4 separate regions of the Mus musculus genome follow, and all the other regions are linked to region 3. Evidence: chromatin loops called from intact Hi-C (ENCODE). Cell type or tissue: left cerebral cortex. All regions are shown on one strand. Each heading gives the region's core, and the rest is flanking DNA. Links, peaks and the distances in the headings are about the cores only. Region 1 holds the start of Tepsin (TEPSIN, adaptor related protein complex 4 accessory protein). Region 2 overlaps Cep131 (centrosomal protein 131). Region 3 holds the start of Mir338 (microRNA 338). Region 4 has its middle 40 kb from the start of Mir6935.

Region 1 (7,524 bases), core at 1,715-6,714, 88 kb after region 3:
AGAGAATCCTAGAATCCTCCAGCACTGGCACCTTTTCCATGTACAAGCTCAGAGCAGTCAGGGCCCCAAGAGTAGCACCCAAGGGTTGTATACCCACCCCCAACCCCCTGCTTTCCCTGGGCACACCTGTGACTTTCCATACCCGTGGCTTCTTGGATGAGAGCAGAGTTTCTCCTGAGGATGAGGAGGAAGGAGGAAGAGCCATGACCACACAGGTAAAGCAAGATCTTTAGCACCTAAGGAGGATTCACAGAGTCACAGAGTCACCGGGCGCAGTGGCTGCGGGGCCGGTGGTGGCTGCGGGGCTGGCTGAGAGTTGCTGCGGGGCTGGCAGCGGCTGCGGGGCTGAGAGTTGCTGTGGTGCAGTTAAGCACCCCTCCCCCACGACCTGGCCTCAGGAACTGAGGCCTCACCTTCTGCCTGCCATCCAGAGACTCACCTTGAGCTTCACGTGGCCGGAGCTGCTGTCCAGACGGTTCAGGAGGTACTCCAGCAGGCACTGGCTGCTGCCTAGTGACTCGTGGGAAATCTCTGAGGGTCATTTGGGTTAGGGAAGCAGGTTGACACAGGCCATATCAGGAAGGATCTACTGGCTGAGACAGACTTGCCCTCCTGTGACCGAGGGCCTTCTCAGGTCTCACTCTATGAAGACCACTCCCACAGGCTTTGGTTTAACCAGCCCTGGAACTTTTAGGGTGTCCTGGTCTCTACACTATTGGTATTGCAGTTCTTGGTGTTTCCCCCAAATCCTACTGCCACACACATCTGGATAGTAGGAAAAAGAAGTTGTCTGTGAGCCGGGCGGTGGTGGCACACGCCTTTAATCCCAGCACTTGGGAGGCAGAGGCAGGCAGATTTCTGAGTTCGAGGCCAGCCTGGTCTACAAAGTGAGTTCCAGGACAGCCAGGGCTACACAGAGAAACCCTGTCTCGAAAATCCAAAAAAAGAAGTTGTCAGTGCTCCTGGAATAGCAGAAAACCCCACCCTGATGCAGTATCCCTTCCTGCTATGTCAGGATCCCCTCCGTACTAAACACTAAACCCACCAATGGGAACAGTGCAGAAGGATACTGGCGATCTCTTCAAACAGGTAGCCTGGACATGGGATGCTATCATCTGAGGTCCCCTTCAACAGGATGGGGAGCTGTAGGGGAATGAGGGCCATGGTGAGCTGCCATCTTAGACAGGGTAGGTCCCAGCCACTGAAGGGAATGGAAGCAAGCCTCATGCTGACTGGGGCTAAAACTGCCCAGGAGAGAGTCTGGGCAGGGCCACAGTCACCCTAAGGGCCACAAAGCAGAGCTGCAAACAGGCTCTGCTCTGGCATGGAGGAGTGACCCGGGAAAGAGGAAAATCAACAAAGGTTCTCTAACGAGGTCAAGATGAGGTTCAGCCCCTGCCTCCTACACTAAGTAACAGCAACAGAAAGAATCTCAGGGCTTTCTGTGCATTGGATGGGTGAGACTACTGGGTACAGACCCAAAGAGTGAGAACCGCTCAGCTTGGGGACTTTAAGGTTCCTTGAAGATAGCAAACTTCCATCTTATTGAGTCATGAATCAGCTTGGTTGTGCTTGCTTACTTACTTCCTTGCGTGTCCCTGCAAGCCTATGGTGTTTACTTGGTTGAAATCTGGGAACACCTCATCTCATCCATCAGTATCTGGATGAGAGGGCGAGGTTTAGGAACATTTAAGACAAGTATGTCTTCACCGTGCTATTTGTCTACAGTGCCTTCAAGGGGATCTGTAGGGAGGGAGCTGCACAGTTCAGTACTTCAGATCTTGTCCCAGACTTGAGTGATCTGATCTCTTGTAGCAGGGACTCTTAAAAGCCTAAGAAGGGTCCCTGGGGCCACTCAGTGCCCTCAAGATCCAGTCAGAAAGCTCAAGGCAATCAATTTATTGCAGTCAACAGCTGGCAGCAGGCTCCGCTCTCGCCACCCCGTGGCTATGGCCTTCCAGATGCCCCCTGTCCCCCAGAGATGTACGAGCTTCCAGGATCTTCTGAAATGAAGCCTGGGGAGAGCCGATGGGCCCCGCTGGAGATCGCCCGCCGCCCTTGGGGTTAACCTTCTGCTATCACGGCAGGCACACTCATTCTCGGCAGCTGCTGGACAGTGTCTGTCCCCGCTAATCTAGCGAGGTTCCCGGGCGCCGGAGGTCAGCACACCCGGCGAGTTTCACTCACCCTATGCAAGAAGCTCAAGCGGTCCCGCAGGGGCGGCACAGCTGCCATGGTCCAGGTAACCTCCCAAACTGCCCCGCTTCCGCCAGGCTTCGATCCTCCAATCGTCGCGCTCCTCTCGCTCCCCCGACCAATCGCTCGCAAGGGGCGGGCACGAAGGCGGGAACATCTGCGTCTCAGCCAATCCAAAGTCTCAGCAAGAGACGGACAAGAACGGCGACCAATTACAGAAGCACAGGACTGTGACTCTGACCAACCAGAAAATAGGATAGGCGGAGAGTCCGGATGTTCACGCGTTCGACTCCGGAAGAGGCAGGGCCCAAGATGGCGGCGCCCTCGAGAGCCTAAAAGGACCGCTCATGTCTGTGAACGGAGCGGTGTGGGGGCGTGTGCGGAGCCGTTTCCGAGCCTTCCCCGAGCATCTGGCGGCCTGTGGAGCTGAGGTACGGAGCGAACGGAGCGGAAGCGGAAGCGGGATGGGTGGCGACTCGGGTCAGGTCCCTGTACTGTCCCGTCTTCCCTCAGGCCTCGGCTTATGGCAAGTGCGTGCAGGCGTCCACCGCCCCAGGAGGCCGCCTGAGTAAGGACCTCTGCGTTCGCGAGTTCGAGGCCCTGCGGAGCTGCTTCGCCGCCGCGGTAGGTGGGCGTGTCCCTGCTACGTCATCTCTGTCTGGCGTCCTCTTTTCCGCCAAGCAACTCCAGTGACAAGGGGACAGGGCCTCCAGTTAGCTGTTGGCGTCTTGCCGATGGGCAACCCGATGAGACCGACCCCAGCTCCACTTGGTTTCTCCCAGCAATTCCTGCTAGATGCCAGGGCAGTGTCCTGCTAGGCACGCACCCCTGACGCACCCTGTCCCCGAGGAGTAAAGTGCAAGGTCCGCAGCAGGTTCTCCCTGCAGCACGGAAGCGATGCTGAGAGCCGCTTGGGTTCTTGATCCTGGCCTTTTTGCCCATGACCCCTCCACTAGAGCTAGGGTCGGTGGTTAAGAACCCAGGGTGACAGACACACTGCATCAGAAGCAGGTCCACAGTAGCCTCGGCGGGAATGAGGAGCAGTGTTTGAGTTGACTACAGCCCAGCCTCACCTACATACAGCCTTTGGTTTCCCGGCAGAGGCTGTTCAGTCGTCAGGTGTTGCGCTTTTCTTGTTCCTTCTAACTTGACACAAGCCTTTACTCTTGTGGTTGGTGGCCAGCAGCTGTCATTGAAACCCTAAACACACTCCTAATGCTCAGAGTTTCTGCTGTCCCTGCCACCCTCTCTGTGGCTGACCAGAATTGTGTGACTCCATCTGCTGCTTTGCCTGGACCAGATAAAGGCACCCCCCTGTGGTTCCCCCTCCATCCCTGCCCATCTCATAACAGAAACTCTCAGTCACAGGGGCCAGGCGTCCTCTGTAGGTGAGCCCAGGCTGGGACCCCCCGAGACACACTAGCATCTCAGTTCTTTAGCGTGGTTGGGATAAGGTGGCATTTGATGTGGTAGATGTCTTGCTTTAAGCCATATCTAAACTGGAAATAAGTCACTGAAACAAAATGCTTTCTCTTCCAGGCCAAGAAGACCATGATGGGAGGCTCCTAGGAAGAGCGGTGGGCGTGGAGGCCCTGTCCTGACAGCACGCATATGGGCAGCAGAGTTCCTGCTGTGTAATGGTTCCTCCCACCCTGAACCATGGGCAGGCAGGGCAGGGCTGTTTCCCGGCAGTGTGTACATGAGGATCTGGATTTGGTTGAGATGTAACATGAAGATGATTTAATTTTGTATAGTTTCAGACTTTTATATATAAAGCATGGTATAAGGAACTGGTCTCTCCCAAGGACAATGTATTCAGAGGACACCTGCACCCCCACCCCACAAAGGTGGCAGGTCTGGACCATAGAACTCTGCTCTCAGCTGGGTGTGGTGGTGCACACCATTAATCCCAGCACTCAGCAGGCAGAGACAGGTGGATCTCTTAGGAGTTTGAGGCCAGCCTGGTCTACAAAGCAAGTTTAGGACAGCCAGGGCTTGTTACACAGAGTCAACCATCTCAAAACAAACAAAACAACAAACAACAACAAAATAAACCAAAACCCTGTTCTCACCTTGGGCTGGAGAGATTGTTCAACAGTTAAAAGCACATGTTACTCTTTTAGTTCAGTTGCTAGCACTGACATGGCACCTCACAACCATCTTTAACTCCAGTTCCAGGGGATCCAGCACCCACTTCTGGCCTCTGCAGGAACCAGGCAAACATGTGGTACACAGACATACAGGCAAAACGTACATCTAAATTGTAAAACAAAAACCCCTACTATTCTCATCAAAAGTATTTAGTCTAAGTCTGGCTCATCATGCCCCTGGCCTGACAGAGTAAGGCACACCAGAGGTAACCACGGCAACAGCATAAGGGAACAAGCCTACACAATGAGAAGTGCCCTGTGGATGCTGCTCAGGAACTGGGCAGAGGCTTTTCTAGACAAAAGCCAACAAGGACGTTATCTTTGGACCTTCAGTGGGGGGACAGCCATCCCTGCATCCTGTCATGAACGATGGCTCCCAGCCTTCATTCTTTCTTCCCCTTCCTTCACACAGTGGGCTTGAAACAAGTTCAGAGTGCAGAAGGATTCTGTGTGTGAGTGCCACCTGCTGGGAAACATGGGAACTACTCAGTCCCGTTTCTTAGGTGTGGAGGTCATGCTGTCCTTGACAGTTTGTACCTGCCTCAGAACCCTGGATCCTGGGAACAGGGCTTGGGCCAGGGACTGTCAAGCCCTACATGCCATGCCCCAATCTGTGCCTCCATGTGGCACCTAACTGCTACTTCTGAAACCGGCCTGCCCATGTGGGGAAACCCAGGTTTTTTAGCTTAAGATTTATTTATTCAATGTGTACAGGTCTTGTGGCTGCATGCATATAAGTACACTGGTGGGCAGGAGGGCACAAAGGTGTTGGGTCCCCTGGAACTGGAACAGATCATTGTGAGCTGCCATGTGGATGCTGGGATTTAAACCTGGGTCCTCTTTAAGAGCAACAAGTGCTTTTCAACTGTTAGGCCATCTCTTCAGCTTCTAGAAAACCCATGTTTGATAGATTCTTGAGTCCATCTCAAGACACGACTTCTTGGCTCTTACTATGACCCAGAGCAGCTAGATTCTGTCTCAATGGACAGGGTGGTGCTGGGTCTCAACAGACCAGATGTTGGTCTAATTGCCCAGGGATTGCAGATTGTTCTCCACAGGTCAGAAACATTTTCTCCATGTTCTCAAGAGTTTACAGCCCAGCCAGGCGTGGTGGCGCACGCCTTTAATCCCAGCACTTGGGAGGCAGAGGCAGGTGGATTTCTGAGTTCGAGGCTAGCCTGGTCTACAAAGTGAGTCCCAGGACAGCCAAGGCTACACAGAGAAACCCTGTCTCAAAAAACCAAAAAAGAAAAAAAAAAAAGAGTTTACAGCCCAAGGCCAGCCTCCTCAGACTGCCCAACCTGCCAGTGTCATCTTCAAGTTCTCTTGAAAGCTCATTGACTGTAGCTTCTTGTATCTTCTCCCTGAAGACTCCCAACTTTGGGCCCCACTGAACTCAGGCTCCCTCAAATCTGTGAGGCAAAAAGTTCTCTCTCCATCTTCCATCGTAACCCCGAAGAAGCAGACAGGTCACGGCCCTGCGTAGCCCTGGCCTACAGACAGCTCGGCTCTCAGGCCTCCAGGGCCCACGCCTTTCAGCTCTCTCATGATGTGAATATTATTCTCATACACACGGACCTTATCCCATGGACTAATGTTCGTGAAGCCTTGGTCCCCAGCTAGTGATTCTATTTTGGAAGGTCCTAGAAACTTCAGGAAGTAGGTCGCTGCAGGCATGCTTTTGAACATTGTCCAACAGGCCATGGAAACCCTCTACCACATGCTTGTGCTGCAGTTCTGGCTAGGCTGCTCACATGGGCCAGGCAACCCTGGTACTGAAGCTGAGCAGAAGAAAGGACAGTGTCCTCAAGTACTCCGGCCACAGTTGTGCATGCTCCTTAGGCCTTTGTGCCTGCACTAGTCTCAGGCCTCCAAACTGGGAATGCATTCACTGGCTACAATAGAGACAGCTTCCAAGGCTGTATCAGCCACACAGCACTGACTCTGCTCAAGCATGCAGTCAGTCAGTTGGGGCTGTTGTAGCAGAATATTGAGATCAGGGGCTTTTAAAGAATGCAAATGTATTCCTCACAGCCTGGAAGCCCAGAGTTACCAGTCAAGTTCTAGTATTGTGAAGCCCTCCTGCTGAATCTTCACTGGACAAATGTTACTTTGGTGCACCACCTTTGTATTCTAAGCACTTAAAACTCCCTCCTGGTTCTGCTACTTGGAACCCTGCATCTTAGACCACACTGAACCACAGCAAATGTCTCTGCCTCAGATGAAATCTGTTTTGTTCTGTGTTTTTATTGTTGTTTTTTGATCCACAGTTTCTCTGTGTAGCCTTAGTTGTCCTGGAACTCACTATGCAGGCCAGGCTGGTATCAAACTCGGAGAGAGATCCATCCACCCATGCCTCTGCCTCCTGAGTACTGGGATTACAGGTGTGCGCCATCCCTACACCAGTTCTGTTCTCTGGAGAGCTTGAGTTTTACTCTGTGCCCTGCATACTGTTCTACAGCAGCAGCATCTGTGGGCAGGCATCACATTCCAGTAGCCTGCCTGTACCAGGTACCTACTAGACCCAGTGCCCACTAGAGCTAGTAGCTGAACTGGCAGGCTGCTGACCCAGGTTTTACAGGGCCCAGCTTGGGGGAAACACTGTCTACCTCAGCATTTTTATAGTTTACCAGCAACTCCCCCACCCCTAATCTGTAGGTTTGTGGGTTTTGTTTTATTGGGGGGGGGGGGCTGTGTATGGTTCAAGACAGAGTTTCTCTGTGTAACCCTGGCCTTGAACTCAGAAATCCACCTGTCTCTGTCTCTCAAGTGCTGCGGTTAAAGGCATGCGCCACCTCCGCCCAGCTAGGTTTGTGTTTTCTAAGATAAGAAATGCCCTCACCTGAAGGCTGACAGCAGGGTTGGAGGGGAGAGCTAGGAGGAAGAGCTGAGGACAAGGACAGCCCTGCCTACTTCTAAAACAGATCCTCAGAGACCAGGGAGAGTAGAATGACCTCAGGACTATCAAGCTATGAGGAAGCACCAGTCCCAGCAAGGTTACAAGAGCTCCAATCTGAGGGCAAGGCCAGATGGCATCTTTCCACCAGATATTTGGAACTGGTTTTAGTCAGAAAGGATGGGAAGAAGCCTGATGCCCTCTTCTCACATCCAAGGGCACTGCATGCATCTGGTGCAGAGATAGGTAAAGGAAACATTAATACACATACATGAGTCTAAA
Region 2 (7,524 bases), core at 1,135-6,134, 52 kb after region 3:
TGGACTACAAGCCTGGCTTCGTGGTTAAGAGCATTTGATGCTCTTGCAGACCTGAGTTTGGTTCCCAGCACCCACGTGGTGGCTCACAACGTCTGTAACTCACCCCAGTTCCAGGAGATCCGATATCTTCTTTTGGCCTCTGTTGGCACTATGTTCTCACGTGGTATACCACACTCATACACGTGAAATAAAAATAAATCTTTAAAATAAAATTCAGCTTGGGCTACATAGAAAGACAGATGGAAAATAAAGAAAAAAACAGGTGGACTCACTGGATCGAGTCACAAGCTACAGCCAAACTAGGGTTGCATATTACCTGGGACCACACCTGCAGGCGGCTTAACTACAGGCCATGGAAAGGTTAGGTAGAAGGGGAAAGACTCAGACACCAAAAAAGAAAAGCTGCTATGGGTAGACTGTCAGGTGAGGGGACCTCAAGGGAGAAAGAGCTATGGCTCCTGGCGAGAGGTCATATACAGCAACTCAGTTACTCTAAGTGTGTATGAACGTACTAACACGGCCTCGACATGCACAAAGCAAAAGCAAGCATATTGGAACAAGAAAGAGGTAAACATGGTAGGAGATGTGAGCGTTGTGTCCTCAGAACTTCTAGAACAAGTTGGAAAGAAATCAGTAGGACTACAAAGTGACTCAAGAGGCAATGAAGAAGGCAGACCTTGCGGACACACGGACACAGGTAACACGCTAATTCCAGAACTCTAGCACACTCCTTGATTTTTCTTTCTTGCTTGTGTCTGCGATACGAACCCTTGTATGTCTATGTTCAGGCATATGTGGACATACACGTGTGTGGAGGTGTGGCCACACCCACGTGCTCAGACGTGGATGCATGACACTGACGGGAGTCTTCCGTGGTCACTCCCCACACTGCCCTTTGATTCAGGGTTTCTACACTGAAATCAATATAGTTCCTCAATATGGCTGGCCTAGCTAGCCAACTTACTCTTGGGGGTGAGGTCCCCAGTTTCCAGATTCTGAACACTAATTACAGGCGTCAGGCCCAGCCCATAGTTGTTTAATGCCCCTCTCCCCAAAATGTCCTCCAACAAACAAAAACTGTTATGTGCATGCTGTGTGCGCCTGTGCAACAGTGAACATGTGGAGGTCAGAGGGCAACTCTGGAGGACAACTCTGTGGAGTTGGCTATCTTCTACTTTTCACTTGGTGTACTGGCCAGTTTATGTCAACTTGACACAAGTTCCAGTCATCAAAGAGACAATTGAAAAAATACCTCCACTGGGCTGCGGGCAAGCCTATAGGACATTTTCGTAACTAGTGATTGATGGGGAGGACCCAGCACACTGTGGGTGGTGCCACCCCTGGGCTGGTGGTCCTGGGTTCTGAGGAAGCCATGGGAGCGAGCCAGTCAGCAGCACCCGCCATGGCCTCTGCTTCAGTTCCAGGCTCCGGGTTCCTGCCCTGCCTGACATCCTGTTGTGACTTTCTTTAATGATGATCAATGATATGGCAGGGTACACTGAATAAACCCTTTCCTCCCCCATGTTGTTTTTGTTTTGGTCATGGTGTTTCACCACAGCAACAGTGACCCTGACTATGACAGGTGGGTTCTGGGGACTCAGGCTGACAGGCTCCTGTGGTGAGTGTTTTAACTGTTAAGTCATCTTGCCAACCCAACAGGCTTCAGGTCAGAGCCAGGCTGAAACCTGTGATCCAAACCCTAAGGCTGGCCTCAGCCTCCCCTTGTGCCCAGGCCCTAAGCATGACGTGTGCTCTGAATTCATATATGCCTTCAGGCTGAGAGTATGGTCTCAGCCCTGGTCCTGCACCCTCTCTTCTGGCCTCAACTGTAAGGTGAATGCTGGAGCTCATATACTGAGTTATGAGGAGACAGGAGAAATAACACGTCATATGCAAATATGTGGCCAGACTTCTCCGAGGAGCCCAGGCACAGAGCAGGCCAGGGACTCAGACAAGTGGCTACAGAGGGGCTAAGGACCAGTCAGGCCGTCACAGGCAGCAGCTTCTAAGAAGCAGCAGGGTGGCCTGGCAGTCAGCTGAAGCTACACCACACAGGGTCTTCCAGGGCACTGGCTCTGGACTTGGCCTGTCGGGAAGATGATGGGACAGTGAGGCCTGCTCAGAAGATCTTGTCTGTACCAAGTACTCTAGGCCTCTGCCTCCCATGTATGGGTAGCAGCCTTCACTTCCCATCTGTGTAGACAGGCCGCACAGGCTGGGCAGTGTAGACAGGTTCTTGGGTTCAAGTCTCTGTACCCTCATGGTGCCTCACAATTGTCTGTAAGTCCAGTTCAAGGGGATCCGATGATTTCTTCAGGCTTCTGCAGGTACCAGGCACACAGGTAGCACACGGAGACAAACCTCCCTCTCTCTCTCTCTCTCTCTCTCTCTCTCTCTCTCTCTCTCTCTCTCTCACACACACACACACACACACACGTAAACGTTCTAAATTAATATTAGAAAAAGAAGGAGGAGGAAGAAGAGGAAGAGGAGGAGGAGGAAGAGGAAGAGGAGGAGGAGAAGCAGCAACCACCACCGAGGTTACTGGGCTGAGCTAGAGACACAGTTCCTCTTATGAAGTGAGTCTGCTGTACTGAGAGGCCAGGGTAGGAACAAATGGCCAATACCTGCTGGGGATTGGAGCTGAGAGCAGAGGGGCTGGCTGTAAGCCACTGCCCTGTCAGCCTGGACAAGTTGGGGGGTGGGGGGGAGAGGCAGAGTCGGAGCTAGTCCTGCAGTAAGGACCACCACTCCTGACCATGCTGAGGGGCCCAGTGGTCTCGATCTTCCGGCTCACCACGCCCAACACAGTAGAGAAAGACAAGCAGGTGACATGAAGCAGTTAAAAAAAGCCACCTAACCATTTTACTATAGAACAGCTGCAGGCATGCTGACAGTAACGTCCCGGGCACTGGGCTCCATGGTGCCTCTCACACACCAGCTGCTGTCCTACCCTTAGCCCTGTGTCTTGGAGCGTGACCTGGACACCAGCCGCAGGACTGAGTGTCAGCCTCAGGCTTGGCTCGTCATCCCAAGGGCGATGTCACTTAGAACTCAGAGATGACCCTTTGTGTTGCTCCAGCAGTTCCTCTAGGTGGTCCGCCCGCTTCACAGCAGCCTGCAACACATTTCAGTCAGGCCCTGGACACCCTGACCCTAGGCAAGACAATCACAGACCGCCCGAGGGACCCACCTCATGCTGTTTGCGGAGACTGTTCACGGCTGCCTCCTTCCTCGCTAGAGCCGTCTTCACCCTGCAGTGATGGGCATTCGGCTTCTGCACAGCCCCACCTTCAGTCCCAGGTCAGCCTGAAGGGTGGCCTCTTACCACCCAGCCTCAGCCCTGCTCCACCTTGACCGGAGCAGCCTGCCCTGGGCCACTGCCTCCATGACAACCAGACCCTAAGGTGGTTTTTGGAAGAGACGGGGTTGTGGCAGGGTGGAAGTCTCATTCTCATGTTAGGCACAGAGGCAGCCAGGCAGGCAGCCACAGCCCTGGGTAGTCCCTTGGAAGGACTAAGGAGACTCTGGGTGGCTACTGTCACCCTCTCTGCCGCTGGCTCTCTGCTGAACATCACCTGTTCCGGCCAGAACCCTGCCCACCTCCTCGGAGAAGCACATGTGGGTCTTTCCCAGCCCCAGAGCTAAGTGACGCCCAGGGGAAACGCCTAGCCTTCCTGGCACACAGACGGAAACCATGTGAGCTCCTGCCCGTGGGCTACACTGCTTATTTGGAAGAGACAGGAGGAGGCAGGACTGGCCTCCTGTGCCCCTACCTGCAGTGCTGAGCACCCACCTCCGGTGCACCTCGTCTAGCTCCACCTGCTGGCGGGCCTGCAGCTCTGCGAGCTCCACTTTCACCCTCTGGGTCTCCTCCTGGGAGGCTGCCAGCTGCTCTGCAAACTCCTGCCGTACCACCTGGGCCAGGCTGGCCCGCTCACTGCACATCTGTGTGTTCACCTGACAAGCAGGGGGCGCTGTGAGCAGGAAGGCAGGGTGAGGCCCCACCCCCATCTCCCCTACAGAAAGAGCCCTGGGCTACTCACCGCCCGCAGGTCTTCTAGTTCCTTCTCCTTCTGCCTTACTAGGGACTGCAGCCGCTCCTTCTCCCCTTCGGCCTCCCCCAGGCGGCCTTTCAGCTCCGAGCACCGCTCCTGAAGCTTCCGCTCCGACTGCTCCAGCTCCGAGAGCTCTGTTTCATACTTATCACGCACACGCTTCACACTGGCAGGCAGAGGCACGGGACAGCGTTCACTCTGTCTCTGCCTCTGCCCTGGGCTCTCCCCTGACTGTGGAGCTAAAGGCAGGAGGCTGCTCACCGGCTCTCGGCTGCTCTCTCGCTCTCCTCCTTGGCCAGTGTCATATCGGCCTCCAGCCGGTGGATGACCAACTCAATCTCCTGGTCTCGGCCTTTTCGGATCTCTTCCTTCAGCTCACGTTCCCTGGTCAGCAGCCATGCTTCCTGCAGGGACATGCAGCTGTCTCAGAACTGGCCAGCAGGAGGGCAGATAGGAGAAGCCGGAGGCAGCAAGATTAGCCTTGCTGGGCTCCAGGGGATGGCTCCTGCTTAGAGCCACAGAACACAGGGCGAAGGGCTCCAGCCCTGCACAGGTCCCCAGGTCCCAAGAGGACCATGTTTTGTTTTCAGGACCTCCCGTGAGCAGGGGCATGAGATGGCCCTGGGTAGTATGGCTCCTTAGCCAAGGGGGTCACCATTGCAGCAGGCTGTCCCTCTCTCGGAGAACTGTAGTCTAAGATGATCAACTACTACTGTCTGCTAGACAGGCCAAGGCAAAATGGCAAACCTGCCCTGTGGCCAAGGGGCTTGCAAATTCCTAAAAGGAAAGACCAGAGGCCAGGGCCCTGAGGGGCTTCAGGGTCTGGGTATCAGGTGACTCTGAAGGACGCAGACGGGGTGACTCCTGGAGAGGAAGGACAAGTCCTCTCAGGTCTCCAAGATGTCCCTGGCCCCACTTCCTCTTGTTCCGACTCTAACCATCTGGATCCATGTGGACAGTGAGCAGCATGGCCCACCGAGGTCCACACAGCTAGGAGGAAGCGCCCAGGAAGCCCTGAGCAGCAGCCCACCTGGCCCGGCCTACCTCCTTCTTGGCACAGCTGGCCACCCACGCCTGTCTCTCAGCTTCCAGCTGGTCCTTCAGGGCCTTCAGCTCCATCTGAGGGGGGCAGACTGTGAGGGCCTGAGGCCACTCCAAGGCCCTGCCCACCCTGCTGAGGACCCCACACCACCAGAGTCAAGCAGAAGAGACCCCCTTCCTCCGCTGCAGGCCAGACTCGGCCGGCACTCCGAGGGGAAGAGCAGGCTGACCTGGTGCCTCCGCTCCTGCTCCTCTCGGCTCCTCTCGAACTCGGCTCTCAGGGCCCGAGTCAGGGCCGCGCTGCTCTCCTCCAGCTGCTGCCTCAGCTCCTCCAACTCTGCCCGCTGCCTGCAGGCCAGCAAGAGTCAGGCAATAGAAGGGCACTGTGAGAGGGGTTGGCTAGGCCAGGGGTCACTGTGAGGACAGCCCTCGGTGGCACCTGGCTGCCTGCTGGCCCAGTCGCTCCTTCTCCTCGGCCACCTCATTGTAGAGTCGCCGCCGCTGCTGCTCCAGTGCCCTCTGTTCCTGCTCCAGGTGCTGCTCAAACCTGCAGGACAGTGAGGACACTTACACCACAGTGGGTGCCCACGGTGCTCGATGCCGGTTACCCTGCTGACCAGGGCGGCCACATCAGCTCCCAGGGACCCTCTGCTGTCCGTGGGCTGCAGCCTCCTTCAGCTGCGTTTGTGGCTTTTCGTATCTTCACACTGGCCTCTCTCTGCTTAGCCCCACCCTCAGATGGGAGCCAGGCACATGGTTCTTTGACCTGAGTAAGTGCCTGCCATGACCTGTATGTACCCTTGTCTTTCCTGAGAGTGGGAGAGCAAAGGGCCAGCAGGTCACGAGAGAGGAAATGACAGCCTTAGGGGGACCTAGCCTGGAGGCCCGGACAGTGAAGGAGGGGTGTCCACTGGTCATTGGTGCCAAGGCATACTGACTGACTCACAGAGCCATGTCCCTTGGCCACCATGTCCCAGGCTGTGACATCACAGCCTGGTTATAAGACAGTGGTGAGCCCTAGGGCCGAGGGAATGGATGCGGCTGTCCTCTGCAGCAGAGTGACCTACACATCCCAGTGGGCCCGGCTCAGCAAGTCTGGACATCTGAGCGTAGTGACAGCCATCTCTCATGACCACACACAGGAAGGTCACAGCACTGGCTGGGCAGGTGGACGGCACAAGTCCCACACAGGCTGGTACGTTGCAGGGGTCAGGTGGCTGCTCTAGGCCCAAGCCTCCAGAGCTCTCCTTCCTACCTCTGCTGGGCGCGCTCCCGCTCCTGCTGGCCCAGCACCTCCCTCTCCCGGTCCAGGTGCTGCCGCAGCTCTTCCGCCTGACGCAGGTGGCGCTGTGCGGCCTGCTCTTCACGCTGCTGCAGCTCAGCCTCGTGCAGGCCCCTGAGCCGCCTCACCTCTTGCTTGTGCTTGGCAATTAGTTTCTGGATCTCAGGCTCTAGACCTGTCGGGACGGGGGTTGCACCAGAGATAGGGCTGCAAGTCCCCTCCAATCCAGCCACTGCCCCACAGCATGGCAAACCTGATCGACTAGAGGTAGATGAGAGGCAGTAGATTAGCCCGTACTCCAGAGACCTAGCTTTAGGAGTGTCTTGGATATACCATCAGACCACAGAGACTTGCCCGGCCTCTTGGTGCTCTGACCAATGGGTCTCCCAGTGGCACACGCCCAGGATCCTGGAGAAAACGGACTCTCCACAGGGCAGTCTGAAGGTGCCCCCTAGAACCTCCCTCACATACCGAGTCTGTCAGCCTAAAGAGTGCTGATCTTTCTTTTCTAGTTTTCTCTGGTTTCTGCAGTGTGACCTACATGTCTTGCAGTTTCCAAACTAGCCTCCAAGGGGCGGGAGGTCCCCTCAGGCTTCTGTGACCTGGGAGCCAACAGCTGGAATGGTGTTTGCGTCTACCTGCCTTAGGCAGCCAGGACCACGGCCTCACCTAGCACCACCTATGTTCACTGTCACTAGAGTGAGCTGCAGGGCGGGAGGCCCCACCTCTGACTGTGATTTCCTTGATCTTCTTCGTTTTCTCATTGATCCACTTCTCACGCCGGATTTTCTCGGTGGCACTCATGAGTTCTTTGAGTTTCTTGATCTCCTGCGCGAAGAGCACAGGAGGTCAGTGAGTGCGGAGGGGGAGTCCCGTCCGTCCGTCCGCCTCCTGGGCCTGTAGGCTGCAGGGCTCCTTCCTCTCTCCCCAGGGCGGGGGCCACCACAGCACACACATGCTAGCCTGAGGTACCACAAAGGGTAGTTACAGCCACTGGCTTGTGGGGGTCCCATCGTTGAGAGGGCCACCACCCACTGTAACTGAGGCCACAGAGAAGGGCAGAGAACAAAGGGACATAGGAAGGAGAAGAGGCCCTCTGTTTGGAGCTGGTGTGCCTTTCCTGCTGACAGACACCATCAACAA
Region 3 (7,411 bases), core at 2,412-7,411:
AGGACCTAGCCAACAAGGGCATACAGGCCCTTGGACTGCCTGGTCCTGGCCTGGCCTGAGGCCAGTTTACCACCAACAGACATATTGGGGAGGGAGGCTCTTCCCAGGAGTGGAGAGTCACCTAAGAGTCAGGGGGCCCTTCTTGAGTGTGTACACATATGCTTACAGACACCCATAGACCCCCCCAGGCTACAGGTATCTCCAGGGGCTAGCAGCAAACCCCAGCATCCACTCGGGACACATTCTGTCATCAGGGCAGCACAGAGAAGGTACACAGCCCAATGCGTCTAGGGCTAGATACAGGCCTCTTGTCCACCTGCTTCTCCAGGATGCTGTAGGGTGCCGGTGGTCCCCATTCATTCCCAGTCAGTCACCAACCTTGTCGCTGCCTGGGCAGGATGGCAGGGGCTCCAGTGATGCCAGCCTCCGAAGGGTGGGATAACCTGGGTCTCAAGCCTCTGTGTATCGGCCCCCAGCACCTGCTGCTGGGCCTGGTAAAGGGGGTGCTTTGTGAGCATGTGGGGAGATACCAGACAAAGGTTCTCACACACCAAACCTCACCCACACCCACAACTGCCTGGCCCAGTGGCAGGCCTGTTCAATGTGGTAGGCCTGTGTCTAGATGAGGGATAACACACTTACACACACACACACACACACACACACACACACACCTGTAACCCAGATCCAAAGCATTTGTTTAGCAAATGTTCCCATGTCTGTGCACACATGGAAACTGAGGCCAAAACAAAGAAGGCATGGTCAGAGTCATGCAGGGACAAGGGTGACAAGTTCTTCCCTCAAGGTTACCACAGCCAGGGCAACTGGGGAGGAACAGGCAGAAAGGACTGGTCAAAACTGTGAGTAGGCTATGGGAGGAGAACCTGGTAGAGAGGATCCTACCAGGGTTAGGCAGTTGGAGGGGGCACGTGACTTGACAAAATGAACTATATGATACCACCACCTGGGTAAAGTCCCTACAGAGACTTCTAGCAAGAACCTCAGATTAGAGATGAGCCATAGATGGTGACAGGAGTACAGACCACCATGCTGGGAATGTTCTAGTAAAGTCACGGGAGTCTACGGTCAGACTGAGAAGAGAACAGATGCCCAGCATCCTGCTGTGGAGGGCGGAGTGGCAGGCCCTGGGCCCAGGAGGCAGTAGGCCAGGTCCACCAGAACATAATGTCTGCCCAGAGGCCAGGGGGCAGACACTGTTAACAGGGCAATGTCCAGCAGACCAGAGGCCACCAAATCACCCCTCATAGATCCCCATTCGTGGTGTCCCTCTGCTCCACCTCAGCCCCCACCACACTCATACCTCCCACGGACTGGGCATCTGAGTCAGATATGTGGGTGATGGAAAAGCGGGAGGCAGGTGTGGGTGACACGGTGAAGCGTGAGAAGGGCGCAGCTGGCGTGGGAGGCGCCGCCAGGACAGGGTCAGCAGGATCCAGCTCAGTCACCAAAGCAGCCTTGCCGGGCACCAACGGGAAATCACCATCCCATTCGAACCTACTGCCTGCAGGTCGGACCAGAAAGTCACTTCTGTTATGTGACCCACCCCAGCCCCCACTTAAGATGATATGGCGTCTTGAATCCAGACCTTCCGTGACAGTGATGTCACTCTCTGGCCCCCAAAACCTGGCTCACCTGGTTCAGGAGCAGAGCTGTCAGGAGAGTGGCCAGCCCGCAGTGGCAGGCCGGTGGCACTGGGTGAGCTGGGGCCACCCTCCAGGAACGTAGGGAGTGATTCCTTTGTGCTGGGAAAGGGCTCCCCAGTCTCTCGGGTGGGGCTTTCCTGGAGGGACAGAGCATAGTGTGTGACTCGAGCCGCCCAACCTCCCCCAGCTCTGTGTATACCCAAAGCAGCAGCCCACCTGGTCAAAGAGGTAGACCGTGACATCATCGAAGAAGGACACAGCCTTCTTCTTGCGCTCCAGGTCGTCACAGAAGGCCTCTGACAGCAGGCTGGGCATCTTCAGCAGGCTGCGTAGATTTCGGGCACTCTGGCTCTCAGCCACCACCACGGGCACCGCTGGCGGCTCCTCCTCGCTGTCCTCACTGGGCTCCTGGACGCTGTAGCACCGGAGCTCCTCATCAGACTCCTCGCTGTCCTCGGTGTCCTCATCCTCCTCCGGCCGGCCCTCCAAAGCCCCGGGGTGGCCAGGCAGGGCCAGGCAGAGCGGGGATCTGGGTGTGCTAGGATTGCCCATCTGCCCCTGCTGGGCTCGCCCTGACAGCTGTCCTGAGGGACCCTGGGGCTCCGTGCCACTGCCTTCTGAGATCAGTGGAACGGAGGTCAGCGGGAAACATTTGGAATGACTTGGGCCGGGCACAGGCTGCACTCCAACTGGGCCTTGAGCCCCGAGAGGCTCTGGCCTGGGGACTTCTGGCAAGGGCTCCTCTGACTGCTGTGGAGGGGACAGCACCTCGCTGGACACTGCAGACCTGGGAAAAGCCTGCACAGACTGATGCCCTGGGCTAGGTGGGCTCCTCAGGTCTTGCTCCTTTTGGGAGTCCTGGATCCCACTGTGCTTCTCAGGGCCAAAGGTGGGTTCGGACTCGGCATCCAGGTCTGAAAAGTAGGCAGAGTCTCGGTAGGGGCTCTTCTTGCTGAGGCCACCAAGGGAGACAGAGAGCAGAGGATCGGGCCCTGGGCTCTCACCCTCTGAGGCTGGCTCCCCAAAGGCCTCAGGCTCACTCGACTCATGGGCCTCCTTGAGCACAAACTCAGGAGACTCATAGTTCTCTGTATCATAGCCACTGTCCACGGCACGGGGCTGCCCGCCAGGTGGACCAGCAGCTGATGGGCTTAAGACCTCACAGCCACCATCACTGGCTGAGGACGGTATGTCCAGAGAGTCCAGGGAGTCAGGGGTCCCCACCTGCTTCTGCAGACTGCGCAAGGCTGGTACTATGCCTGACTTCTCCGTGTGTGGGCCGTCACTGGACAGGTCGGTGAAGACTCCTGATGTTGCCTCGGTCGTGTCTTCGTCCTCGCTGCTGGGTGCCTCTTGCCCCAGAGAACTGCCGCTGCTCTCCAGGGTGGGGGCTGGCTCAGGGACGGTCACCCAGCTGCCAGCAGCGGGTGTGGGTGAGGCAGGTAGGATGTCAGGAGCGCTTGCCTCCTCCGAGGGAAGTGAGGCTCCTTCACAGGATGGGGAGGGGACGGAAGGAAGGGGTAGCTGGGGTTCAGCAGATCCCTCAGCCTCCTGGGCAAGTTTGGGTTCCACAATGGGGTTCTCAGCCCCACCCACAGCTCCCTCTGTCCAAGGGGATGTGATGAGGCAGGCAGCAGGTGCCAGGCCTTTGGCAGGACACAGGGGGAGCAGGTTGAAGGGACGGCTTGGCTCCTGACCAGGGGAGACTGCTACTAGCCCAGGGAGAAAATCTCTGGGATCCTCCTGGGACAGGAGATGGCCCACCTCAGGGGAGGCTCGAGGGGTCTGCTCTAAGCTGGAGCAGTCGTCCCTGTAGCTGTCTGTGAAGCTGCTAACATAGCCAGGATCCCAGGATTCTGGGTCGCGACTGGCACTGTTGTTGTTAGCTGACATGTTAGAGCTCCAGTGTCCACACTGAGCGGCCAACCCCACCTTCCCCTCCTCTGGCTCCTCATCACTGGGGGAGGGCTGGGCCCCAGGACTCCCCGAGGGAGATGCACCCAGTGGGTCATCAAAGAAGGGCGGGCAGAAGGTAGCCACACCCCAGTCTATGTCTTCAGCTGGCAACATCGGGGTCCCAGGAGAGGGTGAGCGTGAGGGACAGGGTGACCCTTGCCTCCTATGTGAATGGTGGTCACAGGGGCCCCACAGACCCTCAGTTGGGGGTGCATGGCCCAGCAATGGCTCCATGGCAAGGGACGCAACAGTGCTCTCCTCAGAGTTATTGTCCTGGTCAGTCACAGCCTGGGGGCTGGGAGCGCAGCCGGCACAGTCTGGATCGTGGCCAGCAGCAGGCACTGCCCCCTCCAGGCGGATGAAGTACTCGCTACCCACTGAGGGGCTGTGGGCACTGAGGACTGGCACCACACCCGGCGGTGAACTGTCAGGCGCGCACAACTCCTGCAGGCGCGCTGCCGAGCCTGGGCTTGATGCAGCCCCCGAGGGTGGGTACTCCTCAGCGCCACAGCCAGCCTCCCACTTGTATTCAAAGTTGAGGCCGTGGCTTGTCTCCGTGACCGTCAGCACGTCATCACTGTCCACGTGAAAGCCGTCGCTGGTGAACCGCTCCAGCAGCGGGAAAGACGAGGCAGCGGTGAGCTCCGCGGAGGCGGCGGTGGCAGCTGCTGGGGCTGCAGAACCCGAGCCCAGGCCCGTGCTGCCCCCGGGCCGCAGGGAGCGCCAGCGCCGCTCAAACTCCTCCTCCAATTCTGTGGTGCCCTTAGCACACAAGTAGGACAGCAGTAGATGAACCTCTTCAGCTGTGGGCCTCTGCTCTGGCTGCAGCCAGCAGAACTGCATCACCTCGTACCTGCCGGGAGGCCCTCATGGGTGGCCCTGGCCATATCCAGAGGCACGCTGGCCGGAGTATAACCTGCCCTCCGGGGACAGTCCGTTCCCCCATGCTCAGAGTACCCTGGGAACACTAGGGGCAGTCAAGGCAATCTCCCAAGGCAGGCCCAGAGGCCTGGGAAGGGCCCTGAATTAGGGTAGTTCAGGCTGCAGAGACCCAGAAGCCCTGTAGAGGTGGACCGAGCAGCCCCAGGCTGTAGGGCTCAGCCCCCTGTGCCCCTCTGGCCTGCCTGCCCAGGGGGGTGGGGTCCTCACCATCGATCAGATAGAGCCAGCTGCAGCTGGGGCTTGGGCAACTTAAGCTGCTGCTCCCGGACGGCGTAAGCCAGCACCTGCCCGTCCGAGTGCTGGGGGTACGGCTGCGCACCCAACTCGAAAAGCTCCCAGATGGTCACACCCAGGGACCTGCGGGAGCAACCACAGTGACACGTGGCTGAGCATGACTGCACAGAATCCCTGAACACCTGTCATCATGTCAGCCTCTCTGGGACTGGACCTCACTACGCCACAGCCGCCCCTCTCTAGAGGCACAGATGCAAGGCAGAATCCTGTATCCCTTAAGGACAAGTGGCCTTCAACAGCATCTCAGGATGATTTTTAACCAAAATATGGTGCCAGTATTGGGGGGGTGTCAGTTGGTCCTATCCTGAAGGCCCCATACCCTTGACTGTCAAGGCAGTCCCCCCTACACACACACACACACACACACACACACACACACACACACACACACCAGTATAGGAACCTCAGGAACCCATCATCAACGAAGTAGCCTGTAAAGTGCCTCTCATGGCCACAAGGTGGCAGGCATGAGTACACTTTCCCTGTGTGGCAGCCCTAATCCTAGCCAGAGAAGGAAGTCAAAATGCTGGAGCAGGGGGCAGAACTGAAAGGCAGCATCCCCACTAGAATAGCTGACGCCAGCGCCATCTGGGGAGGCGGCATCCCAAGGCCCTCCCGGCAGCCCTGCCTGCGCTCACCACACGTTGCTGCTCTTGGTCTGGTCCACCACCAGCAGGTTGCCGTGAACCTCGTCCACCAGCTCTGGCGCGATCCAGCGCAGCGGCACCCACAGCTGGTCAGCGGTCACGAGATAGTCTTCCTGTAGCACGCAGGGACAGGATGGGAGTGAGCTCCGCTCAGCAGCTGCCCCTGCACACGGGCCCTGACGGCCTTACTCACCCTGTATTTGCAATGCGACAGGCCATAATCACCAACCTTCACTGTCAGGTCAGCCGTAAGCAGGCAGTTCCTCAGGGCCAGGTCACTGCGGAGTGGAAGGCAATGTCAGCAGAGTGTGCCAGCCTGAGTGAGCCCTGGTGGAATGGTTGGGCTCCCGGGCACAGCCAGGCAGACCGACAGGAAGGGGTGTCTGAGGGGCCACCCACTTGTGCCCAAGTTCTGGCTCCACACCCTGTACTGGCTATTTTGGAAGACCTGTGTGGACTTCAATGCATTTCTAATACTTCTTCTTCTTCTTTTTTTTCTTTTTTTTCCAGACAGGGTTTCTCTGTGTAGCCCTGGCTGTCCTGGAACTCATTTTGTAGACCAGGCTGGCCTCGAACTCAGAAATCCTCCTGACTCTGCCTCCCAAGTGCTGGGATTAAAGGCTTGCGCCACCAAGCCCGGTTTTCAATGCACTTCAATGCATGTGAAAATCAGGCAAAAGATGCTCAAGGACGACCCCCCCCCCCCAGCAAAGTGCTGTCTAACTGCACCAGAGCCCTAACCCGCTCCACCCTCTGTCTGATCTGCCCAACAAGGGCCAACAAGCCATGGAGCAGAGAGTCTGCAGTGTCCTCTCAGGACCCTCACCCTTCCGACTACACTCCACCATCCCAGTCCCCAGGAGGTAAGAACTGATGGAGAAACCGAAGCCCGGAGTGTCTCAGAGGGTCCTGCCAGCAGTCAGAGCCCATGTTCTAGAGTGCAGCCCTGCCTGGCCTGCTACACAAGCTGGAGCCGAGGTCTAGAACAGTATGGACCACAAAGGCCCCTTTGTGTGGAGGATAAAAATCACCAACTCAGTGGGAAGCCTGGAATGCCAGGCTCTGTATAACTCTTGCTTGGCTATAGCGCCCCACCCCCAGGTGTTTGGGGTACAGGACAATAGAGTGCCACGGGACGCACCCTCATCTGCCATACTGGCTGTTCTGCTGAGAGATCTCTGGATGTAGATGGGGCCACCTTGGCCTGCCTCTACCCCAGGAGGACTGTGTCAGGGGACAGGGTGGGGTGACCTGGGTCCATGCCTATGGGTGGGGCAGCTGGGCTAGGCAGCAGGCAGGGCAGGAGGCTGGCAGCTGCCCTCTTCAACAAAATCACTGATGCTGGAGTCACTGTGCACCCACTCAGCACCAGGATATTGTTGGGGAGGACGGCCTGTGCAGCGTTGGAGCTGGTGGGCCGCTTGTCCGTTGCCACTTCTTCCAGCATGTGCCCCCAGCTCATGGGAGGCTGGGCATCCTGGCCACCAGAGGCAGGAGAGAGCCACCCCTCCCACTACAGGGCCAGCCCAGCCACTCCCTTTGTGGCCTGAGGGAAAGAGGCTGGGGTTGGTATGGAGCCCAAGTATGGCTGACTGCTCTAGTAGACAGGATGGGTTTCTTCATTTAACTGTCTGCAAGGTGAGTTTCAAATGCCAAGTCTTCACAATTTATTTCATTTTGAGATGGTCCTGCTACATAGTCCTGGCTATTCTGGAGTTCATTAGGTAGACCTAGCAGGACTTGAACTCACAGAGATTCTCCTACCTCTGCCTCCCAAGCGCTGCAATTAAAGGCGTGAGCCACCATGCCCAGTTAGTTTTCCCAGTTCTAAGAATGATAAAGTTCCCTGCAGAGTGGCTATTTTTAGATGAACCCAGTTCATGAGGCCCACAACGTGGGATCACCGTG
Region 4 (7,524 bases), core at 1,402-6,401, 300 kb after region 3:
AGGACCCAAGTCCCTGAGACAGAGTTTAGGTCCCTACTATTGCCCTGAGACCACTCTGTGCCTTGCAGGCTGTCTTCTGTGGGAACAAAGGTTCTGCCCAGTCCCATCCAATCCATCCCAAGGCTGCACAGGTGGACGGCCTCAGGGCCTCACCTATGTTACATATGCCTACTGCTCACAAACGAAACCCAATGTTTCCTAAGACTCTATTCACACTTGAGTACAAGCGCAGGACACACTCCTGTTGCTGGGCCTCAGCACCCTGACACACCACCACAGCTATCCCCACCATTACCCCATCTCCCTACCCATAGCAGAAAATGGCTGCAGGCAGTGTTGGCCTGGGTTCCTTTGCTCCAGCTTGGGCCTCCATTCGGCCAGTGGGAAGCGCTGGCAAGCTGGTGCTGCACCACCCAGCACCTCCCTGTCAGGTCACTGAGTCCCCTTTCCAAGGTCACAGCTCCTAAACGGGCCTCTTTCTCCACTGCAACTGCCCTCCCTGTCTAGGGTGGAGGCAGCTCCCCTTGGTTGCCGGCTTGGGTACTAGACATCTCCTCCTTTAAGTCATGTATTTTCCATTTATTCAACTCTCCTCAAATGTCCCGTCTGAGGGTGCCATAAAAATGTAAGACCGTGTCAATTGCCCGTATCAAAAAACATTCTAGTATGTTCCACATGGAGTAGTTTGGAGGGGAGACTAATGGAAACGGCCTGGGGAGGACTAGCCCCCAAGCTTGCACAGAGGCCACCTCTCTTTGTGTCCCCAGGGCATGAGAGGAGGTGTCAAAACCGGACTCCATCCAAGAATGAACTGATGCCTCTGCCACTAAACAGCAGGACCGTGTCTTCCTTTCCTCCACCCCACCAGCTTCAGCCTCCGAGCCAAACCCAGGTGGCGCTCTTCTGCATCCCCCAACACCTCCCATGAGAGCGGGGGTCAACCCCGTGTTTGCCCTACCACCTCCCATCCGGGAGGCTCTGCACTCCCAAGGCGCCGAAGGAGCCTGACGACGCCCCCATGGGGACCGGAGGCTACGAGGTCCACTGGCGACCGCAGGGGATCCCCCAGGGCTGCACGGGTCGCCGTCAGGTCCCCGAGGCGCGCCAAGCGAGGCCCAGCTCCGTGCCCCGCCCTTCTCTAGCGAGGAACATCACCCCACGTGGGGTTGCGGGGGGGGGGGCTCTCAGCCTTGGAGTGTGATTGGTCGCTGTGCAGCCAATTAGAGAGCCTCTGCTGCTCAGGCCAAGCCGATTGGCTAAGAGAGGGCGGGTGGGACGGGAGTGGGGCGCCCTTTTGTTCTTTGCGCCCGCGCCGCGCGCCCGCTCCGGCCCCGCCACCTGCGCGCCCACTCCGGCCCTGCGCGCCTCCCGGAACCCCCCGCTTGTTCGCACACGCGAACTAGGAGCAGCCGCCTGCAACGCAGCCCTCTTAGGGTCTGACCTTGGACGAGCTCTTTCATTCTCCGTTCCCGGGTTTCTTACCCTCGTTTTCTCCTTGTCTCCTAGGAATTGTGGCGAAGAACAGAACCAACCTGGCAGCAAGCTTGGAATGTTTCTAAAAACCTAACATTCAGTGATAGAAGAGGGGCTCTGGATCTTTCTTAAGAGTGAGGCCACGTGGGAAACTGCTTAGCGAGAGAGAATCTTTACCAACCTGATCCTGTTTGCAGAATGAGCTCCGTTCCTATCCAAGACTCACACGGGCTCCGTGGGAATGGGACAGAACTTCTGCCCTGACTGCCCATCTGTGCTAACTCTTCCTAAACCTTCAGTCAGTCAGTGGTAGTAGTGGACTCTGTCTGGAGTGGAAAATGGTGCCTCAGAAGCCCAGAGCCAGCAAAACTCCAGAGAGAGAGCTTTCTAGGCTGAACTGGGGGAGTCAGGGAGTCAGGCAGGTCTGACCTCTGGTCCCAACACCCTCCATCTAGAAACTGCTTCAGCCCTTTACACAGCAAAGCTGTGGCTGCGGAGAGGCCACAGTGCTGCGGGTTGTGGACACAGGCACCCAGTGTCCACACAGCCTGTGGGGTGCGGGGTCAGTCAGGGAACCCTCAGTATCCCCATAACATGAGTGGACTTAGTGAAGCTCTTGCTCAAGCCTAGGTTGGTGAAGGAGAGAGAGTATGGGGTGTGGAAGTGCATTTCCAACGTCCCCTCCTAGAACCGGGCGTCTACAAGACCCTATCAGAATTTAGAGTGCCTTCCTAGCAAGTGATACAGTGAACTGCACCTCCCAACAGCCTGACACTAGTGGGTTCTGGAAGGTCTCTCAGCCCCAGGCCTCTAGCAGGTGTCTGTCCTAAGGACGGGGTATTTGAGGCTACATCTGTGGGCTCTTCTTCCCCTGGGTGGCTGGGAATGGTGAATGTCTGGCGGGGCAGGTGGGGAGGACAATCCCCACCCCATGAAGTTTTAAGCACATTCCTCTCCTGCTGTTTTGAGCCCAGAGAACCTCTCTGCTGGTCAGAGAGTGAACGTTGCTGGACTGTTTGGTGTGGGAATGGTGCTGCTCCTGTGCCCTCAGGCACCTGGGCATCTTAGCTTCCGGCATTTGGAGCTCTACAGTTCCCAGGTCGCTCCAGCCACCCCCCCCCCCCGCAAGAAACAGGAAGTCTTCATCGGGAGCTGAGACTTCCCAGGTGTACCGGGGTGGTGGGAAGCCCATTGTAGAAGTATCAGGAATCCTGAGTGTGGGTCGCCCACTAGGAGCAGACCTTGCCTGGGAGCCTGACTAAGCTGCTACCATATTCCTCCTGTCCAGGCTGCTCTCAGACAGCCTCAAATGCCTGGTGGGAAAAGGGTGCATTTTATGAGTCAGGAGAGCTAGCTACGGTCACCTGCAGTCACAGCTGGCCACCCAGACACTCTTAGGACCTACCAAACTGCCTGTCCTCTGTAGCAGCACTCTAGGGTGTTTTCAATGTTAATCTGAAGTCAGGCAACCGATACTGGGTTCCCTAAGCCCAGGAGGGGCGAGTACTCAGCAGGATCTGAAGTAAGCAGGAGCCCCAGGCCAGAAGGCTTTGAGAGAGCATTGGCCAACTTGAGATCGGGAGTTGGTCAAGAGTACAGGAAATAACTGGAGATGAGGCTAGCCTGCCTCTGGGAACAGGCCTCTGTAGGTGTCCAGCCCAGTCATGAGCCATATGTGTGGGCTGACTCCCGGCCACTGGACCAAGCGACAGGAAGGACACATCAAAGGGAGGAAAATGCATAGCGTCTGGACGGGCAGAGGAGAGGGTAACAATGGGGGTCACCATCACTGGGAAAGCCAGCTCTGCCTTTATGTTCAATGTTGGAGGCTTGGTGACAGACAACACTGGTTGGTCTGCACGTATTCTGCCAGTAAGCATCTGGCAGTATTATTTCATCTGCGTTGGACATGGCCTCATTGACAAAGGCGCTGGGCACCCATGCAGCCCACAGCTTAGGCAGAGGGCACCTGGACAGGTGAACAGTGCTTAACTACACAAAGCTCTTTTCGTATTTTTGCCTCTCTGACCTAGTGAATTGACCTACAGCCTGGTTCAAGAAGTTGCCACCAAGTGGATTGGGGAACTTTAGTCTAAACTCACTTCTGCAGCCTCTCTTCTCGCTCTGTCTTTCGAATCTGGAAATCAATCTGGCATTCACACAGCAGGGGCCCTCCCATAGGAACCAGTTGGCCAGTAGGAGCGGTGCGGGAGCGCCCTCCAGCGGTCACATTCAATATGGCAACTGGCGGGAGACAAGAAGGCAGCAACGGGGGAGGGGAGACTCCAGGATCCAAATGCTCCTGATTTGGACCGTGGGCAACTTGGGAACTACAAAAAAAAAAAAAAAAAAAAAAAAAAAAAAAAAAAGAAAAGAAAAGAAAAGAAAAGAAAAGAAAAAAGAAAAAGGAACGATTTAGCAGAGGGGGAATAGTAAGATGCCTATTAGGCTGGGTGTATTGGTACACACTTGCGATCCTGACTCAGATGGTTGAGGCAGGAGGATCTTGAGTTTGAGAGCAGCCTAGGCTACATAAAAATAAACGAAAGGGGTTGGAGGGATGGCTCGCCAGCTAAGAGAGCTTGCTGCTCTTTGAGAGAACGAACCTGAGTTTGTTTCTGAGCACCCATGTCAGGCAGCTCACAACTGTATGTAACTCTAGCTCCAAGGAATCTGATGCCCCCTTCTGGCTTCTCCAGGCACACGCACCGGGATATGCAGCAACCAAACGGCTAAGCAGATGGCTCCGTGGCCAAGTGCAGTAACCTGCAAATAGAAGTCTGAATCCCCAGCACCCATTTGGAAAGCTGTGCTTGACTGTCCTTGCCTATATAGCCCCAGCACTGGGAGCAGAAGACAGGTGAATCCTCCAAGCCCACAGTTCTCCCAGCCTAACGCTACCAACAAGCTTCTGATTCCATGAGAGGTTCTATCTCCAGGCAGAGTCAGAACAAGGACAAGGTCCGGAAGACGCCTGGCATGTGCTTTAGCCCCCGTGTGTGCGAGCACACACACACCCACAGAAAGAGAGAGAGAGAGCGCTACATATGCATATACCTCACACACACTGACTTTCCTATTTGACTCCACCAGGGTCCTGAAGGGGTGTGGCCAGAGATCACCTAACCGGAATGGAACCAGCCCAGTAAGAAGCCAGAATTGTCATATTAGGAGATGTCAGGAACACATGGATAGAAACTGGAGATAGCCCGGGAGCACTTCTCAGGGAGCCTGGGAGCACTCCTAATGATGATTTATCATCATTGCCTAAGGCTGTGTCCTAAGAAAAGTAAAGCCTTCACCAACCTCTGACTTCCCCAAAGCCCTCAAATAGGTAATTCCCAAGGCAGTTGTCCGCCAGCTGTGGAGCGCATGCCCAGTGGGTATCGGTGCCTTTGCTCTGGGAGGGAAGCACACTCTGGCTCATCCACAACCACTGCTTCCTGGAAGCAAATCCTGCCACGCCTGGTTGGAGAGCACGGCTAGAACCCACTGCTTCCAGGATAAGCAGTGAAGTTTGTAACAGCTTTATTGAAACACGAGCTACACATAACATAAAATCCACAGGTTGCTGGGACCCACATATATTACAATGTAGCCTTAACTGTGTTTACAGCGCTGTGCAGCCACCAGCACCAGCCATGGCAGAAGCCACATAAGTACACTCTCCAGCTTTACATTGTCACAGGGCTATAGTGACAGGATAGCTCCATGGTTAAGATTTACCCACTGCTCTTACAGAGGGTCAGGTTTGGTTCCCAGCACCCATGTGCTGGTTTACAACCATCTGTAACCCGAGTTTGGGGGAATCCCACAGCTTCTTCTGGTTTCCATGACTATGCATGCAAGCAAAGTGTGCACATAAATAAGTAACTTAAAAAAAAAAAACTTGGGCTGGAGAGATGGCTCAGTGGGTTAGAGCACCGACTGCTCTTCTGAAGGTCCTGAGTTCAAATCCCAGCAACCACATGGTGGCTCACAACCATCTGTAATGAGATCTGATGCCCTCTTCTAGTGTGTCCGAAGACAGCTACAGTGTACTGACATATAATAATAAATAAATCTTTGGGCTAGAGTGAGCAGGGTCCTGAGTTCAAATCCCAGCAACCACATGGTGGCTCACAACCATCTGTAATGAGATCTGATGCCCTCTTCTAGTGTATCTGAAGACAGCTACAGTGTACTGACATATAATAATAAATAAATCTTTGGGCTAGAGTGAGCAGGGTCCTGAGTTCAAATCCCAGCAACCACATGAAGGCTCACAACCATCTGTACAGTATACTCATATACATAAAATAAATAAATAAATCTTAAAAAAAAAAAACCTTTAAGCTCTCCTACTTAGGTGATGCTTCATGTGTTTGTCCTAGGTGACTGCCTTAGGCTTAGCATATTTTCAAAAGCCAGAATATTATAGCTTCCTCCTTACTAAGGTCCCCTTGTTAAGCTATGCATAGTCTGCCCTTGCTTATCCATCTGTCCTGGGTAGAAACCATCTTTTGTCCATTATGAATAACACCAACAACTCTTGGAAGACTAGTATACAGGAGGCACCTTTCAGTTTAAAGCAATGATTTTTATTGTGAAGCATATATCTAATTACTAAATATTAGAAAAATACCTCAGCTATAATCACTACTTTTTTTTTCAAGACAGGGTTTCCCTGTGTAGCCCTGGCTGTCCTGGAACTCACTCTGTAGACAAAGCTGGCCTCAAACTCAGAAATCCGCCTGCCCGTCTCCCGAGTGCTAGCATTAAAGGTGTGCACCACCGCTGCCCTGCTGATTACTACTAATTTTTACTGAGACTTACTGAGTTTGTTTTGTTTTTTTTTGAGACAGGGTCTCATGTAGCTCAGGCTGACCTTGAACTCCATATGTAGCCCAAAATAACCTTTTCCTGTCTCCACCTCTCAAGTGCCAGGCTTGCAGATGTGGGCCACCATACCCAGTATTATGAGGCTTTGTACATTTAGGCAAACACTCCTGGCTACAACTTCAGCCAACCCTGGCATGTAACCCAGAATAGTCTCTGCCTCCCTTAGTGCTGGAATTATAGGTGTGTGTCATCAAGCCCTACTGCGACACTTTTGACAAGCATAGGCTGGCTTGCCTTTGGGGCTGGAGAGGCTCGCTGAGGTGTTGGGGGTGGGGGGGCAACAGGGATGGGGCAACACTGACGAACACCCAAAGCCAAACAGGGTCAGGCGTTAAGAGTCCTACCAAGGTCAGGGCGTCTGCGCCTGCAGACTGCGCTCCAGTACGCTGGTGCGTCCAGACGGGCTTGCACCCCAGAGCATCCCTTCCCTTGACCGCAGTCTAGGCAAAGGCAGCACCTCGCCGGGAGACGCAGAGAAGCACACTCACCGCGAAACGCTAGCCAGCAGCCGCGCGCCTATTGGTTGAGAGAACGGCAGCCCGAGCCAATCAACGCACAGCACCCGAGAGTCTACTAGGAATGCGGTGGGCGGTGAGCCGCGCGCGCGGGCACTGGGCTCTGCAGCGCGGGTGGGGGATGGGAGTGGGAGGGGGGGTCCGAGACTTAAGCTGAGCCGACTGTTGGGTCCCTCGGTCACCACGTGATCCGGCACGCCCCACTCTGGGCACTGGGAGCCGGTTTCTCCTTAGGAGAAAGCGCCAGGGCCGCGCTCTCTGGTGCGGGTAGGCCTGGGCGAGCGGGGGCCCCCGCCCTGGGAGTGCTGGGGGACTGGGCTGACCACCCGCGTCGCCCTGGACTCCTGCCGCCCAGATGAAGGAGACGATGTAAGCCTCAAGGAAGCAGGCTGCACTTAAGTTCAAGGGACCAAAGAACAACAGGAAGCCCGGATCCTCCCAAATCCAAAGAGACCCTCACCACCTAGCCGTCTTTCCTGCCTTATGTGGTGTAGTGCTTCAAGCGGCCATGTTACGCCCTCCCTGACCTGGACCTTGCTCCCCAAGGGCCAGCTTGTTGGTTCCAGAGCCCCAAACCACAGAAGGGGGGAACAAAGGCTGGCGGACCATAGGGTGGGTGGGTGGGGCCTCTGGACCCTTGCCTGGCAGGTTCGCC

Evidence for each region. Peaks named below come from ENCODE experiments on the same cell type or tissue, not always from the same donor. Only the 100,000 strongest peaks of a DNase experiment are listed, where the experiment ranks them.
Region 1: it touches region 3 in a loop (3-fold over the local background); 17 of 42 quality-filtered maps call a loop at or near these places.
Region 2: it touches region 3 in a loop (5-fold over the local background); 13 of 42 quality-filtered maps call a loop at or near these places.
Region 4: it touches region 3 in a loop (2.0-fold over the local background); 6 of 42 quality-filtered maps call a loop at or near these places.

Annotation. Positions count from the first base shown.
Region 1 is chr11:120,096,439-120,103,962 of GRCm38, forward strand. Tepsin (TEPSIN, adaptor related protein complex 4 accessory protein) reads right to left here and starts at 2,293. Exons shown (of 13, transcript NM_183137.2): 1 at 2,188-2,293; 2 at 1,071-1,143; 3 at 440-531; 4 at 143-236. The coding sequence starts at 2,235. Ndufaf8 (NADH:ubiquinone oxidoreductase complex assembly factor 8) reads left to right here and starts at 2,496. Exons shown (of 3, transcript NM_001110242.1): 1 at 2,496-2,627; 2 at 2,710-2,820; 3 at 3,736-3,986. The coding sequence starts at 2,544. The coding sequence ends at 3,765. It overlaps Slc38a10 (solute carrier family 38, member 10), which reads right to left. Exons shown (of 17, transcript NM_024249.5): 17 at 7,513-7,524. In left cerebral cortex, for the core only: CTCF peaks have their summits at 2,231, 2,558 and 4,815 (motif pointing left); DNase peaks (open chromatin) are centred at 2,396, 4,809 and 6,060; H3K4me3 peaks cover 1,756 bases; H3K27ac peaks cover 1,840 bases.
Region 2 is chr11:120,061,592-120,069,115 of GRCm38, forward strand. Cep131 (centrosomal protein 131) reads right to left here. Exons shown (of 26, transcript NM_009734.3): 17 at 7,107-7,209; 18 at 6,355-6,556; 19 at 5,539-5,646; 20 at 5,330-5,447; 21 at 5,103-5,177; 22 at 4,320-4,462; 23 at 4,047-4,224; 24 at 3,797-3,960; 25 at 3,194-3,254; 26 at 2,839-3,118. The coding sequence ends at 3,044. Among named protein-coding and RNA genes, the nearest start is that of Aatk, 18 kb to the left of the region's middle. In left cerebral cortex, for the core only: a CTCF peak has its summit at 3,846 (motif pointing left); a DNase peak (open chromatin) is centred at 3,894.
Region 3 is chr11:120,007,954-120,015,364 of GRCm38, forward strand. Aatk (apoptosis-associated tyrosine kinase) reads right to left here. Exons shown (of 14, transcript NM_001198785.1): 8 at 5,697-5,781; 9 at 5,495-5,616; 10 at 4,770-4,919; 11 at 1,881-4,473; 12 at 1,654-1,801; 13 at 1,322-1,522; 14 at 1-491. The coding sequence ends at 451. It overlaps Mir338 (microRNA 338), which reads right to left and starts at 6,909; the gene lies at 6,812-6,909. Mir3065 (microRNA 3065) reads left to right here and starts at 6,814; the gene lies at 6,814-6,900. In left cerebral cortex, for the core only: CTCF peaks have their summits at 3,972 (motif pointing left), 4,556, 5,349 (motif pointing right) and 6,979; DNase peaks (open chromatin) are centred at 4,152 and 5,353; H3K4me3 peaks cover 999 bases; H3K27ac peaks cover 3,826 bases.
Region 4 is chr11:120,304,085-120,311,608 of GRCm38, forward strand. No RefSeq gene overlaps it. Among named protein-coding and RNA genes, the nearest start is that of Mir6935, 40 kb to the right of the region's middle. In left cerebral cortex, for the core only: CTCF peaks have their summits at 3,671 (motif pointing left) and 4,173 (motif pointing left); DNase peaks (open chromatin) are centred at 3,689 and 4,172; H3K4me3 peaks cover 460 bases; H3K27ac peaks cover 238 bases.